Linked DNA regions of Homo sapiens: region 2 is linked to region 1. A link is a loop called in an ENCODE intact Hi-C map of the cell type or tissue named here. Cell type or tissue: B cell. All regions are shown on one strand. Links, peaks and the distances in the headings refer to the core of each region. The heading gives the core; the rest is flanking DNA. Region 1 overlaps SEMA4D (semaphorin 4D). Region 2 overlaps SEMA4D (semaphorin 4D).

Region 1 (8,577 bases), core at 466-8,465:
GCACTATTCCAGTAGCCAAAGGACGGAAACCCAGATGTCCAGCAGTGGATGAATGGGTAAGCTAAATGTGGTATATTCATACATGGCCTATGATTCAGCCATAAAAAGGAGTGAAGCGCTGATACATGCTACAATGTGAATTCACCTCAAAAACATTATTCTAAGTGAAGGTAGCCAGGCACAGATTAATAGCTGCATATTGTATTATTTCATTGATATGAAATGTTCAGAATGGGCAGATCTTTCCAGACAGAAAACACGTTAGTGGTTGCCAGGAGCTGGGGAGGTGGGGGAATGGGAAGTGAACACTTAATATGCATTGGGGTTCCTTTTGAGGTCCTGGAACTAGATAGGGGTGATGGTTACATAACATTGCGAATGTACTAAATGCCACTGGATTATACGCTTTAAAATGGTAAATTTTATCTTACGAGTATTTTACCACAATAAAAGATGATATAAGACATGCTGTGAGCATTCGTGGGCAAATCTTAGCGTGGACATATGTTTTTATTTCTCCTGCGTAACTACCTACAAGTGGAATTACAGGGTTTCATGGTAAGTAGATGTTTAACTTGATTAAAAATCTGGCAAACTGCTTTGCAAAGCAGTTGTATCATTTTACGTTCCCACTGCTAACGCATGAGAGTTGCAGTTGGTTTACGTCTGTGCCAACACTTGCTGTTGTCAGTCTTATTAATTTTAGCTATTCTAGTGGAAATGTGGTAGTGCTGTATCTGTGCAGTTTTAGTTGAGCGTCTTTTCATGTGCTTATTAGCTATTTGTGTATATTCTTTTGTGAAGTGTCTGTTCAGATCTTTTGATCACTTTTTAATTGGGTTGTCTTCTTATATGTGAGTTGTAGGTGTTCTTTACATATTCTTGACTCAAACCTTTTGTCAGATACTTGTATTGCAAATATTTTCTCTCAGTCTATGGCTTGCCTTTTTATCCGTTATATCTTTCAATGGGCAGACTTTTTGGTTTTAAGTTGTTTTAATGGTTTGTGCTTTTTGTACCCTATTTAAGAAATCTTTGTCTAATCCATAGTGATAAAGATTATCTGTGTTTTCTTCTGAAAATGTGGTAATTTTAGCTTTTATGTTTAGATCTGAGATCCATTTTGGTTGGGCGTGGTGGCTCACGCCTGTAATCCCAACAGTTCGGGAGGCTGAGGTGAGTGGAACACCTGAGGTCAGGAGTTTGAGACCAGCCTGGCCAATATGGTGAAACCCTGTCTCTACTAAAAGTACAAAAATTAGCCGGATGTGATGGTGCACGTATGTAATCCCAGCTTCTTGGGAGCCTGAGGCAGGAGAATCACTTGAACCTGGGAGGCGGAGGTTGCAATGAGCTGAGATCGCACCATTGCACTCCAGCCACTCCAGCCTGTGTGACAGAGTGAGACTCTGTTCTCAAAAAAAAAAAAAAAAAAAAAAAAAAAAGATCTGTGATCCATTTCGAGTTAATTTTTAATGGAAAGAGCTAAGGATTGAGGTTCATTGTTTTACATGTAGACTTCCGATTGTTCTCACACCATTTGTTTTAAAGTAAACAACAACAGCAAGCCTCTTCTTTCTCCAGTGAATTATGTTGATACCATGTTTGTAAAGTAATTGACCATATCTGTGTGCCTTTGTTTCTGGATTCTGTTCTGTTCCATTATGGCTTATTCCTCATAGGTCCCAGTATCACACTGTCTCTGTAGTAACTCCTGAAGTCAGGTAGCATGACAATTTTGCTTCATTTTCAAAATTGTAGTGTCGGTTCTAGATCCTTTGCATTTTCTTATATACTTAAGATCAGTTTGTCAGTTTCTACAGCAAGCCTGCTTGGATTTTGGCCAGAATTGTATTAACTCCTTAGATCAATTTGGGAAAAAACATTGTAACAATATTTGGTCTCTTGACCAATGAGCATGGAATCTCCCTCTATTTTCATCTTCCTTTATTTCTTTCAGCAGTGTTTTGTAGTTTTGAGTGTACAGGTCTTGCACATGTTTTATCAGATTTACTCATAAGTATTTCATATTATTATACATGGATTTTAAAAATTTTATTTTCCAGTTGTTAATTGCGATATATAGAAATACAATTGATTTTTTCTATTTTTTGTTTATCCTGTGAACCTTGCTAAGTCGCTATTTAAGTAGCTTTTTTTGTAGTCCCTCAAGATCTTTCATATAGATAATTCTGATGATTATGAATAAAGACCAGTTTCTTTCCAGTTAGAATGCCTTTTACTCCTTTTTCTTCTTTTCTTTCACTTCTAGGACTTTCAGTACAATGATTAATAGAAGTGATAAAAGTGGACATTCTTGCCTGTTCCCAATATCAGGAAGGAAGAATTTCAAGTTTTGTTGTTGTTGTTGTTAAGTATGATGTTAGGTAAAGATATGAAGTGCCTTTTACAAGGCGGTGGAAGTTTTTTAATTTGTTGAGAGCTTTTATCATGAGTAGGTGTTGAATTTCCTCATATACTTTTTCTGTATCTGTTGAGATGATCATAGGGTTTTTCATTTTTTGTTTGTAAATATGGTGAATTACACTGGTTAACTTTTGAATGTTAAATCATTCTTGCATTTCTGGCACAAATCCCACTTGGTAATTATGTATCTTTTTTATATATTTGTTTTATATATTATATATATATATTTATATATTGCTGGATTTGATTTGCTGCAATTTTATTAAGGATATTTGTGGCTATGTCATGAGGGATATTGTTTTCTTTTCTGGTACTGTATTTTATATTGGTATCAAAGTAAAGTTTGCCCCACACAATGATTTGAGAAGTGGTTCCTCTTACTATTTTTGAATAGTCTTTGTAGGATTGGGCTTCTCTTGCCCTCCCCTCCCCTTCCCTTCCTTTCCCTTTTTGGAGACAAGGTCTCACTGTGTTGTCCAGGCTGGAGTGCAGTGGTACAATCATAGCTCAATCATAGCTCACTGCAGCCTTGACTTCCTGGGCTCAAGTGATCTTCCTGCCTCAGCCTCCAGAGTAGCTGGGACTACAAGCATACACCACTATGCCTGGCTAATTTTTTTGAATTTTAGCAGAGACAGAGTTTCACTATGATTCCCAGGCTGGCCTTGAATTCCTAACCTCAAGCCATCTTCCCGCTTTGGCCTTCTGAAGTGCTGAGCTTACAGGTGTGAGCCACTGTGCCCAGCCTGTCTGGGGTTTTCTTTATGGAGAGGCTTTTAATTATGAATTCAATTCCTTAACATAGGACTATGAAGATTTTCTGTTTCTGTTTGAGTCAGTTCTGGTTATTTGTGTGATTTATTGAGCTATAATTTTATATACAGTGAAATCTTTCCTGTTAAATGTACCATTCTGTGAGTTTTGGTTAATGCATGTGGTTTTGGTAAATATAACCATACCAAATCATTTCCACACCAAATCAAGGTATGGAAAATTTTCATAACTCCAAAAATTCCGTCTTGTGCCCCTTTGTAGTCAGTTTCCTTTCCCCAGACCTAGCAACCACTGACCTGTTTTCCATCCCTCTAGGCTTTTCCAGAATTTCATATAGAAGGAATTATACAGATTGTAGCCTTTGAGTCTGGCTTCTTTCACTCAGCATAATTATGCAGGTATTTGAGCAGTAAATAAAGCAATCAGATCGATGTCTCAGGAGTAACTCTGGCATTTCAGAGTGATGAATTGGAAAGACAGATTGGAAACAAGGGAAAGAAGTTATGGGACAAGAATGCTAGATGACGTTCATGGTGACCTTGTTATAAATGATATGCCAAACTCTATCCGTCTCATGGAGTTCTGACCACAGTCCTGTAAGACTGGGTCAGTTCTCCCCTCTTGTTTACAGGTGAGAACAGAGAGAATAAGAATGTTATTCTTGAAGCCGCTCAGCCAAGAAGTGGTGAAGCCAGGAGTTGTGATTCGATGCTCTATACTGAGGTCCAGCATCTAATGCATGCACTAGGAGGTGGCAGTTGGTTAGTGGTTTTTTTTTTTTCTTTTTTTTTTTTTTTTTTTTTTTTTTGAGATGGAGTTTTGCTCTTGTTGCCCAGGCTGGAGTGCAATGGTGCAATCTTGGCTCACTGCAACCTCTGCCTCCCAAGTTCAAGTGATTCTCCTGCCTCAGCCTCCCAAGTAGCTGGGATTACAGGCATGCGCCACCATGCCCGGCTAATTTTGTATTTTTAGTAGAGATGGGGTTTCTCCATGTTGGTCAGGCTGGTCTTGAACTCCCGACCTCAGGTGATCCTCCCGTCTTGGCCTCCCAAAGTGCTAGGATTACAGGTGTGAGCCACCGTGCCCAGCCCGGTTAATGTTTTAAAGATTTTAAGGCACATGTACCCTTTGGCCATTGGAGTCTGAATGAGCTAGACATTTATTTAAAGAATCATGAATGTTAAGAAGCATTTATTGAAAAGGGTGTTTCTCAGTGTTTATAAATAGAAAATCCAGATATAACCTGGGCAGCTACTGACAGTGAAATAGTTAGGCAGGATGTGCCATAGTAACATTGGTCACTCTTTGAAAATCTAGTGTAAAATATGCCTAATGAGATGAGAAGTCAGCATAATACATCATGTGTTAAGAACAGTTTGTGAACCAACATGCATGGCAAGGACTTACAATTGCCTAGAAAGCACTAGACCATGTCCAAAATGCGAGTCAGATGTTTAGTTGATGACGTGCCTTCTGTTTTCTCCTTGGTGCTTGTCTACATTTCTCTGATTTTCTGCAACAATACTTGTTATGGAAATCACAAAGGAGAAATACAAAGGAAAAGGTTGAAAAATGTAGCTCTGGAACACACACACACACACACACACAACATACTACACACATATGCCTCCACCACCCACCCAGTACACACACACCAAACAACACACACATACACATCACACCACACACCCCATACCACACACTACACACATACCCCCCACACCACAAACACCCAGTATACACACATTACACACACACCACACAATACATCCACACACCACACACCCACCACACAATACATCCACACACCACACCACACATTCCCCATACCACACACTTCACACATACCTGCCACACCACACACACATAACACACAACACATCCATACACCACATCACATACCACACACACAGCCACCACACTACATACACACACCACACCACACACACACTACATATATACTGCATACATACACCGCACATCACACCACGGAACACCCCATACTACACACATACCCCACCATGTATACACACACCATACACGTACCTCCCCACCCCACACACCCAGTCCATACACACCACACACACTACACAAACCCACCACGTGGTACATACACATACCATGCCACACACACACACAAAACACACACAACACACACTGTACACATACACACCACACACACCACACATCAAACCCCACACATAACACCACACAGTCATATGCTGCACGTGCCGCAGCACACACAGCACACACATACCCCGTATGCATCGGAGTCTTGAGAGCTTTGCACACTTTTCCTAGACTGGTCATGCGTGCCTTGTTCCCAGAGCAGGTGGGTGTTTTGCAGCTTGTTCTGCTCCTAAAGGGCATGCAGGCAGTGAAGCTGGCCGGCCCCTCGCTTGCCTCTCCCAGATGCAGCCCAGCTGCAGGTGGGCCTGCAGGGCGGGGTGGCCGCGGCGTCCTCTTTAAGGCTCCAGTTCCTGGGGGAGCCCGGAAGCCCTTCTGTGCCTGCCAGCTTGTGCGCAGCCTCAGTGGGGCCCGCCCTCTTCCTTAGTGGGGTTGTCCCTCAGTGGTTGTTGGGGGACTGTAGGATTATTAAATGAGATGACTCCTGTAATATCCCTTCTTGCCCACGTTTGAACTGAGATGCATGTGGAATTCAGTGTTATGTTTGAAACCAAGCCTCAGGAAGGTTTCAGTGCATGGACCATATTGCTAAAACATTTTTTATTACAATACAAAAGCTTCTTGACCATCAGGCAGCCTGGCTGTGTGGGTGTCTCATGCCTGGCTGGCTTCAGACGCTGACAGTGACCCACATGCATTTTATATTGTGAGGCAGCACACGCACACACACACAGCACACAGATGCACACATGCCAGTAAGTTTTGCTCATAACAGCCGCCCTTAACTATCTGTGACACCCCCTGATATTTTTATTTGATTATATTTGTTGAAAAACTGTGTTTGCAACCCCCAGATTGAGAACTACTGACCCCCATGTGACATCTGGCCCTATGTGTAACTGCATGGAAATGTAAAAATTTTAGCGTGACGTCAATGTGTGTACACTATGTATTATTATCTTATTTCTCACGTTGGCTGACTTTGACCATGTACTCCTCTACCGCTTGATTTTCCTCTCAGTGAGGCTAATCCCCACATTTCTGGGGCTGGACATGCCTTAGAGCCTTCAGCACAGTGCCTACCCCAGGGGCTGGTGTTGGACCGCAAGCCTGAGAACAACAGGGCAGGAAAACTGGGTCAAAGCAGAGCTCTTGAGCAGGTGGAATTGGATATCTAGCTTGTCTTTGAATGCTGAGGGCAGTGGCTTGGGTTTCAAATGTGGAATCCTGGGAAGCCGCCTGGCTCCCTTGGTCTTGCCTGTAAGCAGCGGCTGCGTCCTGGATGTTCTGTGGGGCTGAGGTCTCTCTGTGCAGGGATCTGCCATCCTCATGTTCCAGTTCCTTCCACAAGAGCACGGTTGGAGCAGGGCTTGGTTTTTGCCAGCTTGGCGAAACCAGAGAGGTGGTGAGAAGGCGATTTTTAAAATAGACACCAGTCGCTGCAGGACCTGGAATCAAGCCTTCGGGGAGATACAGACTCCATTTATTTACAAGTAACCGCTCTGTGACTCCAGCCAGTGGGCACAGGTTTTATTTCAACTGGAAGAGAGTGTCATTTAATAATTAGCACATTTAGGGCTGCAGAAGGGATAGATGGCTTAGCACAGATGTCTCGCGGTGGAAATGAAGGAGCCCTGAGAATGCAGACATGCTCTCTCCCCTTTCTCTTTTCTCAGCGAGGAGACCATGCTCAGGCCACAGTGGCATTCTCTAAATAAGTGATGGTGTCATCTGGAGACTTCCACTGAGACATTTTGTGTCAGGACTACTCTGAAGCCTTTTCAAGCACTTACATTGTAGTTGCTACAGACGGAAAAACACTTTGCCAAGCACAGCCTTATTCATGAATTGTGTCAGGCCGGGAGTCCGTTCCTGCTGGTGTCACCCTCCCCAAACTGCTGGGCTGGGGGCCCTCTCCTTGCTGCTGGAGGAGGCAGAGTGTGCCTCCTGCTGCACAGGAGACATTTGCTACAGTGCAGTTATCCTGAGCTTTGCGGGGCCTTCTGCTGCTGGGGCTGAGAATGGCTGGGAGGCTTCCCTGAGGATCAGAGCTGTTGCTGATGCCTGTGTAAACCGTAACGAGTGTGGCCCGTGCTGTTCTTTGCGTTGTGACTCTTCCAAGTGCCTGTCTGATCAGAGCTGACATGAAGAGCAGATTCCATGGTCTGAGACTCTGGCCTCGTGGTCGTCAGAGTGATCCAGGTGTGGCCTGCTTGGTGGCCTTGCTGGTGCACATTCTCTGTGGACGTGTCCCAGGAGGGCAGTAGGATACAGCCAGCCAGTGGATGGTGGACATTGCAAGTGCTCTGACCGCTGTGAGCTGGTTGGTCCTCAACTGGCTTTGCTGCCTTCTTCTTAGAGCAGCTGGGTCGGCTCCATGGCCCACTACTTTGCAGTGGATCCCCTCACCCGTCTGGGCGGTGACCCCTCTCCCTGCCTCCTTTCCCCTCTTGGAGTCAAGGGAAGGTCATCGACAGGAAGCAGCAGCAGCGAAACCCTCTCACCAGGTTTGCTGTTTTCATCTTTCCATCTCCTCCTTCCTTCTGCAGTGAGATATTTGCAGAATTTACTGTGAAGCACACCTAGCCTCAGTGTGCGGCCCTTGAATCTTCACAAATGGAGCCAGCCCTGCGATGCCTGGGAAGAGGAGCAGAGCACAGGGCCCTGGGGCCCCCTGCTCACCACTCCCCAGCTGATCACAGCGCAGGTTAATCTTGGCTGGCTTGAGTCTGTGTGCCTTGGGTTCTGCAGCACATCCTCGTGCGTGTCACTCAGCATCCGTCTGTGACATTTGGCTTGAGCTCACCCAGGGTCTTCTTCTCTTGCCTTGCCACCACGTATTCCGGTGTGTGTGTCTGCCACAATTTAGGCACATTTATATCCGCCACGGGTGTCTGCTGCCCTCTCGGCTTCCAGTTTGAGGCTGTTAGGAATGATATTTTGAACATCCTTGCACACAGGCTGTGTTTTAGCCTTTTATTGTCCTTTCAGGACACCAAGGGCCCTCCAGTTCTTATGGCTCCACTTCCTGGGGCAGGTCTTGTCTCCGTGGTGGCACCTGTGGTTTAATTTTGTCTCAGACCTCCCACGTGGCACCCTGTTTCCAGTCCTGCTGTGAACCCTCTCCTCTGAGAAGGGGCCCCTGAACCAGCTCCTGTTGCTTGCTGATGGGCCCCGCCTCCCTCGCTGGACCCTCGGGGGTCTCTCCAGCTGTCCCCTCTGTGCATCCCACCCCACCGCCACCTGCTC
Region 2 (8,577 bases), core at 578-8,577, 84 kb after region 1:
ACTGGGAAATGTGGATTCTCAGGGACCGCGCTGTTCACGAGCTCCAGGCTGTGCTGCTGGCCCTGGTCCTGGGGCGCTGAGCCGCATCTGCAATAGCACACCTGCCCGGCCACCTGCTGCCGTGAGCCTTTGCTGCTGAAGCCCCTGGGGTCGCCTCTACCTGATGAGGATGTGCACCCCCATTAGGGGGCTGCTCATGGCCCTTGCAGTGATGTTTGGGACAGCGATGGCATTTGCACCCATACCCCGGATCACCTGGGAGCACAGAGGTGAGTGACGAAACCTGCAGGGGTGCTGATGGCCTGGGATGGGGACCTCACTGCCTGGGATGCTGAGGTGGGTGGCTGGGGACGGGACAGGGACCCCACTTCCTGGAATGCTGAGGCGGGTGGCTGGGAACGGGACAGGGACTCCACTTCCTGAGATGCTGAGGTGAGTGGCTGAGGACGGGATGGGGACCCCACTTCCTGGGATGCTGAGGCGGGTGGCTGGGGATGGGATGGGGACCCCACTTCCTGGAATGCTGAGGCGGGTGGCTGGGGACAGGATGGGGACTCCACTTCCTGGGATGCTGAGGCGGGTGGCTGAGGATGGGATGGGGACCCCACTTCCTGGGATGCTGAGGTGAGTGGCTGAGGACGGGACGGGGACCCCACTTCCTGGGATGCTGAGGTGGGTGGCTGGCGATGGGATGGGGACCCCAATTCCTGGGATGCTGAGGCGGGTGACTGGGGATGGGATGGGGACTCCACTTCCTGGGATGCTGAGGCGGGTGGCTGAGGATGGGATGGGGACCCCACTTCCTGGGATGCTGAGGTGAGTGGCTGAGAACGGGACAGGGACCCCACTTCCTGGGATGCTGAGGTGGGTGGCTGAGAATGGGACAGGGACCCCACTTCCTGGGATGCTGCGGTGGGTGGCTGGGGACGGGATGGGGACCCCACTTCCTGGGATGCTGAGGTGAGTGGCTGAGGTCGGGATGGGGACTCCACTTCCTGGGATGCTGAGGCGGGTGGCTGGGGACGGGATGGGGACTCCACTTCCTGGGATGCTGAGGCGGGTGGCTGGGGACGGGACAGGAACTCCACTTCCTGGGATGCTCAGGCAGGTGGCTGAGGATGCTGGCATGTGATCTGTTGGATTCTCTGCTCTGAGAACTTTTGTCTGAGCAGACAGGCCTACTCAGCTGATCTAAGGGAGAGGCTGTGACAACTGTAGATACTCAGCAAGGCTCGTGCAGACCTCCTGATTTGGTTTCTGAATCTGGGGACCCCTGACAGGAAGCTTCCCTCCCTCGTACCTAGTAATGTTCGCGGCGTGCTGCCAAAGCACCCGCCCCACTGAGCGTCTGCTCCAGGCGCCTGAGAAGAACAGTGAGGCATCATAAGAATGCTCGTCCTACGTGCAGCTGAGCCTCATGCCAGCTACTTTCCTTTCCTGCTGTTTAGTTTTTTTTTAGTTATTTCTTCTCTTGGAGGATGTGTCTGGGGACCCGGGTTTCTGACTCAGTGGATTGAGAGCTTACACCCTGGGTCCTGAGCAAGGTGTTGCTTGCAGGTGGCTGAGAGCTGTCAGCAATATAGGCCATTGTTGTGCTGAGAGAGAGGACCTGCTGCCTGTGTGCATCTCTCTTCCACATGGGAAAATTAGAACAGAAAGTATGAACACCTGACTCTCTTTGTTTTTTCTCGAAGTCAGGGTCTGGCTCTGTTGCCCAGGCTAGAGTGCAGTGGGACAATCATAGCTTACTGCAGCCTCAATCTCCTGGACACAAGCAGTCGTCCCACCTTGGCCTCCCAAAGTGCTGGGGTTACAGGCGCCCGCCACCACACCTGGCCCACCTGACTCTTAAATAAAGCAGACTCTTGGTAATATGTAAAAAGCCAAGGTCAAAATGCTCAAATTGTTGTCAGGACAGTTGAAGAAACAGGTCCTAAAAAAAATAATGCTGATACATTTATATTATTCTTAAGCAGCTATTGCTCAAATCTTCATTTTCCTAAGTAGCTATTGATACAGTAACCTAATAAGCAAAGAGACGTCACTTGTTTCTCTGTCTATAAGTTTGTGGTGGTGATCACTGAGAATTGCATTCGTTGATGGATATATTCTCCAAAAGAAATTTTGTGAAGATTTTGAAGTAAAACATTCTTTTCCTGAATAAGAAAATCCTAAGTCATTGTATTCCTGTACACCTAATCTGTGGATGACAAGGCATGTAGACCAGAGTTGGGTGGGCAGAGGGTGGGAGCCATCACAGGAAGCATCTGGCAGAGCAGGGTTTGGGATTCTGGGATCTGAGGGAGCAGGAAGGGATGTCCGACTCACAGCTTCAAAGTGAGCACACTGGCTCCGGGCTTGAGCTCTAGGGCTGTGAGTGGTTCCCATGAGCACACCTGATGGCTACACTGTGGGTCTGGCGTTGACTGAGGCCACCTCCACTGTAGCAGTGCCTGTTGCAGCAACACATGGCCCTCGAGACATGACTGCACCCAGACGTGCTCATTGTCACTGAGACAGGGACCTAGGATGTGCTCAGGTTTAAAAATGCTTCCATCGCTCTTTTCTTCCTCCCACTCTGACCCTGCCCTTGCATCCCACAGAGGTGCACCTGGTGCAGTTTCATGAGCCAGACATCTACAACTACTCAGCCTTGCTGCTGAGCGAGGACAAGGACACCTTGTACATAGGTGCCCGGGAGGCGGTCTTCGCTGTGAACGCACTCAACATCTCCGAGAAGCAGCATGAGGTACGTCCTGGGCTCCCCTGCATGTCCACATAGCCCAGCTTGAGTGGGCAGCCTCTCCTGGCCCCACTGTGGGGCTGGGGGCTGACTTACCTGGAGCCTCCATTCTGTAGCTGTGACCATGCAGCCCCATCTTTGGGTGTCCACCAGCAGTTCACCCGGGGACCACCCTCTTTGCTTTTTTTTTTTTTGAACTTTTTATTATGAAAAAATCTCAAACATACCTATGAGCAGAGACAGCTATGCCATGAGCCCTGTGCCCACTGCAGCTTATGCAAGGCCGGGTGTTCAGTCTTGCCTACAGTACCCTCCACCTCCTGGGGCATTGAGGCAGATCCCGACACCACATTCTTCATCTGGGTATCTCTTACTGGAAAGGGCCCCTTGTCGTGCAAATAATCAAAAATAGCTTCTCCAAAATTTATATCATCATACATTCAGCCAGTGTTCATATTTCACCGACTCTTGTGGATGATGCTTGTTTAGTTGGTTCAAACGTTTAGTTTGAATCAGGTTGCAACCACGCTGTCCCAATCCATTGCAGCTGGTCACCCTGTCCATTCAGTCTCCGCTTCTAGGAGCCAGCCTCGGTTTCCTTCCTGAGAAAGCTACTCTGCACAGCCCATCCCATGTCCCACTCTTCACATTGCTCCTGATTCCTCGGTGTCTTTAAACATTTTAAAAAATCAAACCGAATTTAAAATTTGATTGTAGCTCACTGCAGCCTCAAACTCCTGGGCTCAAGTGATCCTCTTGCCTCAGCCTCCTGAGTAGCTGGGACTGTAAGTATGTGCCACCACACCCAGCCCCACTCATGGTGTCTTTAGCATGCACCTCTGTCTTCACATCCCCAGCTGGGTGTCAGATCCAGGCTCATCCCTCTCAGGGCTGTGAGGCGGGCTTCTCCATGGAGGCAGGTGTTCCTCCTCCTCAGTCTCGGTGGCCTTTGACCAGCGAAGTCTAGATGCTCTTCTCATCAAAGATTGCAAAACGCAATGTTCTGATTCTACCTCTCCTTCTCTACTTGTTAGCTGGAAATCGTATAAAAGGGGAAGTGCCCATCACCAGCTATTTTGGTCCGTAGAGGTCCCATTTCCTTTGGGAAATGCAGAATCGATGCTTGGAATCTTTGCCTTTATTTACCAGTTTTCAGAATAATGAGTTAATGAGTCAGTTTCCCCTCTGAAGGGCAAGAGTGAGTTTTTTGATTGATTTTTAGTGTCACAATGAAGTCATAGATTTAAAGATATTTGCTCTTCTTTGACCCATCACAGTGAAACACCTACCTCATGCTCAAATCGTCGCATCCATGGTCAACAGCAGCCTGTTTGGGTTGGCTCCTGAGACCTCGCGGTGTGGGGTTAGTTTTCTTGCTCTCTGGAATCTGTTCCAGGTTCACGCTGGACATTTTCTGCCCAGATCTCTTTTTGTTTTCATCTCCAGGGTCTAGCTTATTTCTCAATTTCTGTTTGACACATAAATGAGCTCTGAGCATTATGCTCTGAAAACAAGTATTTGGCTGGGTGCTGTGGCTCACGCATGTTATCCTAACACTGTGGGAGGTCGAGGTAGGCGGATTACTTGAGCTCAAGAGTTTGAGACCAGCCTGGGCAACATGGCGAAACCCTTTCTCTACAAAAACTGCAAAAAATAGCCAGGTGTGGTGGCTCAGGTCTTGGGAGTCTGAGGTGCTTGGAAGTCTGAAGTGGGAGGATCACTTGAGCCCAGGAGGTCGAGGCTGCAGTGAGCTGAGATCATGCCACTGCAGTCCAGCCTGGGCAACAGAGCGAGACCCTGTCTCAAAAAAACAAAAACAAAGTATTCAGCACTGTGAGGCACTCTGAGCAGAAAGATGTGGTGGTCTCACCTCACTCAGCTCTTACTCTTCGCGTGTCTGTTAAATTCTCTTCCTCTGAGCGCCTTCCTGACCACACAGGCTCACACTCGGTCTTGGGGGAATTGTGGACAGTGTGTTTGTGCTGGCCCCACAGGTGTTCAGTGAGAGCCAGACATTGCTCTGTTAATGACACCATGGTGGTCCCTCGGGGTTGGGGAGAGGCTTGGGGACCTCTTATACTTAAAAGAAAAAAATAAAGAGACCCCCGCCAAGCATCAGTGAAAATCCCTGCAAACGTGATCAAGAGTCTGTTGAAGTGTACGTTCCCTTGTCCTTATGCATTTCATGCGAGTTGACGAAATCATCTGTACTTTAAATGCTGAAGGAAGTGGCTATTTTAAATGAGACTCTGTTCCGCTTTTGTGTGCCCCTATCAGGACTTCCATTTCTATGAAATGACACTCCCTTAGTACTGTGTCTGCAGCCTGGGTGCTGTTCAGGAACTCACAGAGTTAGTTAGAAACCTAAAGTGGGGTTCCTCTCCTCATACTCTCCCTCCTAGAAGCCCTGTGTGCTTCCTAACCTCTGAGTCCTGACACCTGCTACAAGCCTTTTGGTGGAGAAAAATACATTGTTACTGGTTTCTTTTGCATCAGTTATGGAACATCACAGAGAGAGGGGGCATTTTGGGGAAGGTGAGGCAGAGATAGATATAGAAACCTTCCCTTTTGTCTTATGTTGCTTTCTATTCTGTGGGGGCTTTGGAGGGCAAGGGGCTAAGGCCCCCACCCCCTGGAAGTTTCTGATCACGAATTGTCCCTGGTTTGAAAGAAGAGGTGGTAGGAACATGGATCTTACTAAGATGGTGCCTGAGCTGAGCTGGTGGTGTTAGTTCATCACTTCCTCCTGCTGCCAACATGCAAGTTTAAGGAATCGTAAATCTCCCTTTCTACTGATACAGTGAATATTGTGGCTTTTTTTTTTAAACTGGACTGTAGAGTCACTTTTTTTTTTTTTTTTTTTTTTTTTTGAGACGGAGTCTTACTCTGTTGCCCAGGCACACGAGGCTGGAGTGCAGTGGTGCGATCTCGGCTTACTGCAACCTTCGCCTCCCGGGTTCAAGAGATTCTCCTGCCTCAGCCTCTCGAGTAGCTGGGATTACAGGCGCCCGCCACCACTCCCAGATAATTTTTGTATTTTTAGTAAAGATGGAGTTTCACCATGTTGGCCAGGCTGGTCTGGAACTCCTGACCTCAGGTGATCCGCCTGCCTCAGCCTCCCAAAGTGCTGGGATCACAGGTGTGAGCCACTGCGCCCGGCCTGTAGAGTCACTTTGAATGGATGGAAAAAAGCCCACTTTGATGTTTGAAAATACTTATGGTTTAGGTTTTTGAAAAATAATTTAATTTTCTCCACTTTCACGAGTTTGATTTTTGCTGCTGTTTTATGGTGAGTGATGGAACTTTTGGAGCTGGTCTTCCAGACTCCACTGGTTTCAGGATAAGGATCACAGTGAGGATGTTCATGAAGGCCCCAGGCTGCTCCCCTGCTCTCTGAACCTCCCTTGCAGTCTGAGAATTGATCATCTCAGGAGAAACCTCTAGGCTCTAAACTCTATCATGTGCTTTTAAAATTGTGCATTTTTATACTAGTATCTCTTTAAAAGAATATGCACTGATATGGACTCTATCCCAACAGGTGTATTGGAAGGTCTCAGAAGACAAAAAAGCAAAATGTGCAGAAAAGGGGAAATCAAAACAGGTAAATTTCTTTTGCAAGCTACAAAGAATCCCATTCAAGTATTTCTTGGTTGTTTTAATCTACTGAATGCCAGCATGCCTGCAGTGCAGGCCAGCCTTTTCTCCAGGCTCTGTTCATTCTGCTGGGCTTGGTTTTGTTGTGATGCGTCTTGGAGCTCATCCCTCTATTCCTGAGTATCAGGATTGGGTTTCTCAAAGCAGGTGCCAAACATATTTGGCCTTTGAGAAATACTTTTTTAAAGTTTATATGAATTGAATGTATTCAGATGGCCTGAAACTTTGACTACAGAACACTGGTGAATAGTGAAGCCCACTGGTGAATAGTGCAGAAATTCAGGGTTTGTTCTGCCTCCTTGCACCCAGAGGCCTTAGGCTTGGAGGAGTTGCTAGTCATGCAGTTTTTCTCAACCCCTTCGTTGGACTTGCGACAGAGATGCCCCATTTATTCGGCCTGCTGTGCTCAACCTCTTGCAGGAGGGAGCACATGAGTGAGCAAGTGTGGGATCTGGCCAGCTGTTTTGGGTGCCAGCAGGAGCAGGCTTTGTGTGAGCCCTGAGGGTGGCACCCAGGTTGGGGTGCCTGTGACCCCCGCAGCCCCAGAGGGTGCGTTACAGTGCTCTCTTATCTCTGTTCTCCATGGACAGTGGTGTGTTATAAGCTCAGTGGGCCCCTTTTCTCATTGTGTGGGACAGCTGTCCTCTGCCAGTGAGGGCAAAGGGCCAGTATGACAGCCTTTTTTGGGTACACACACTCAGGGTCCTGAGCTCTTGTCCGGCATCCAAGAAGAATGAGGTTGCATGGACACTTAAAGGATGGTGGAGTCAGAGAATTTTGTTTAGTGTTGGAAGTGGCTCTCAGCGGAGATGGGAGCTTGAGAGGGAACAGGACGAGCAAATAATCTTCCCTGAAGTCTGGCCAGCTCTGGCCGGCTCTTCTCCAAAGTTAAGCCATTTCTCCAAAATCCAGCCATCCCTCTGAAGTCAAGTCACCTCTCTCTAGTCCAGCACCTTCTCTTCTCTATCAACTGAGTCTGGGCTCTTATAGGCACAGGATGAGGGCAGGGTGGGCTGTGGGTAGTTTCGGAAAAGGCAACATCTGATTGTAAAAAGATGTTCAGAAAGAACCAATCGGGAGACGGCGGGCAAACAGGGATAGAAGTTCTCACTCTGGGCTGCGGGTTTTAGGCTTTTTGGCTCACATGTGGGGTTTTGCCAGGGACCTGCCCCTGTCTGCCTAGACTTTCTCTGGCTCCTTTCTCTATCACTGGGACTTTTGGATTCTTGGCACACGTCCGTCCCTTTGGTCCCTCAGGCCCCTCAGTGTGGTACTCATTCAGGGAGCCCTGGGCCGAATACTCATTCCCGTCTGCAGCTCTAGGTTACCCTCATCACCCTCTGAGCCATCATGTCCCTACCTGGCACTGGGCATTCTTCCTCAATGGTGGTCAAGACAAGCTGAGTTAAAGGCAAAAGAAGAAAGAAAACCCAAAGAAGTCTATGCTAAACTTTCTTAGCAAAATGCTAAACACTTGCACTGAAGTCTTTGTCTCTAAATCCAAAGTTAGATTAGGAAATGAGAGGAAAAGCAGGCGGTGCAGTGTAGCTCCGGTTTCCGGGGGTGTGCAGGTGGGTTGGGGTGAATAGTGAATTACTTCCAACCAGTCTAAAAAAGAGAACTCTCCTAATCTGGGATAATTTCAGACTATAGCACATGTAACGCAAGTACTTTTAGCCTAAAATAGTGGGTTCTGAAATGGTATCTTTGTTTTCCTGCTTGGGCCTTTCTGATGCCAAGCCGGGCTCCAGGCTCTCCTAGTGCAGCCACTCCCATGGGGGCTGGACTGGGACCCTGGGTTGGGTAGACCTAGTGTCGCTGTTCCTAGTTCTGTGCAAGTTGGAGGCAGGGTGGGGTCTCCAGAAACAGAGAGGAAATTCTGTAGGGTGGACACTTCTCCAGGCCTGGCAACAGAACAAGTGGTCCACGTACTTAGCAAGAGTAAAATATATTGCTTTCAACAGTGGGTGTCCCAGTAAGATTTGAGGTAAGCATTCATTGAGTTTTTTTTCAGTCACCACATCTTTGCTGAGTATCAATTAGGGACTGAAACAAAATCCTGTTTGGCACCTGAACAGCATGTGGACACTGCAGAGACACAATTACTCAGGCCAGTTTCAGCTTTAGGTTTGCCTAGGGGTGGGGTTGGGGTCTCAGTGAACCTTCCACTGTACGAGAAC

What was found. A loop is a pair of places that touch in the nucleus more often than their neighbours do. Peaks named below come from ENCODE experiments on the same cell type or tissue, not always from the same donor. Only the 100,000 strongest peaks of a DNase experiment are listed, where the experiment ranks them.
Region 2: a loop joins it to region 1, with 12 times the contacts of the local background. A loop is called at or near these places in 4 of 110 quality-filtered maps.

Annotation. Positions count from the first base shown.
Region 1 is chr9:89,481,221-89,489,797 of GRCh38, reverse strand. The region is part of intron 1 of SEMA4D (semaphorin 4D); the gene reads left to right. Among named protein-coding and RNA genes, the nearest start is that of SEMA4D, 13 kb to the left of the region's middle. RefSeq lists enhancers at 3,196-3,265, 7,685-8,185 and silencers at 4,435-4,524, 4,535-4,614. In B cell, for the core only: no CTCF peak of the experiment used is centred there; DNase peaks (open chromatin) are centred at 4,637 and 5,697; H3K4me3 peaks cover 1,711 bases; H3K27ac peaks cover 5,792 bases.
Region 2 is chr9:89,397,043-89,405,619 of GRCh38, reverse strand. SEMA4D (semaphorin 4D) reads left to right here. Exons shown (of 16, transcript NM_001371194.2): 3 at 1-269; 4 at 2,604-2,749; 5 at 6,282-6,344. The coding sequence starts at 164. Among named protein-coding and RNA genes, the nearest start is that of SECISBP2, 83 kb to the right of the region's middle. RefSeq lists an enhancer at 1-218. In B cell, for the core only: no CTCF peak of the experiment used is centred there; DNase peaks (open chromatin) are centred at 3,777 and 4,999; H3K4me3 peaks cover 855 bases; H3K27ac peaks cover 3,701 bases.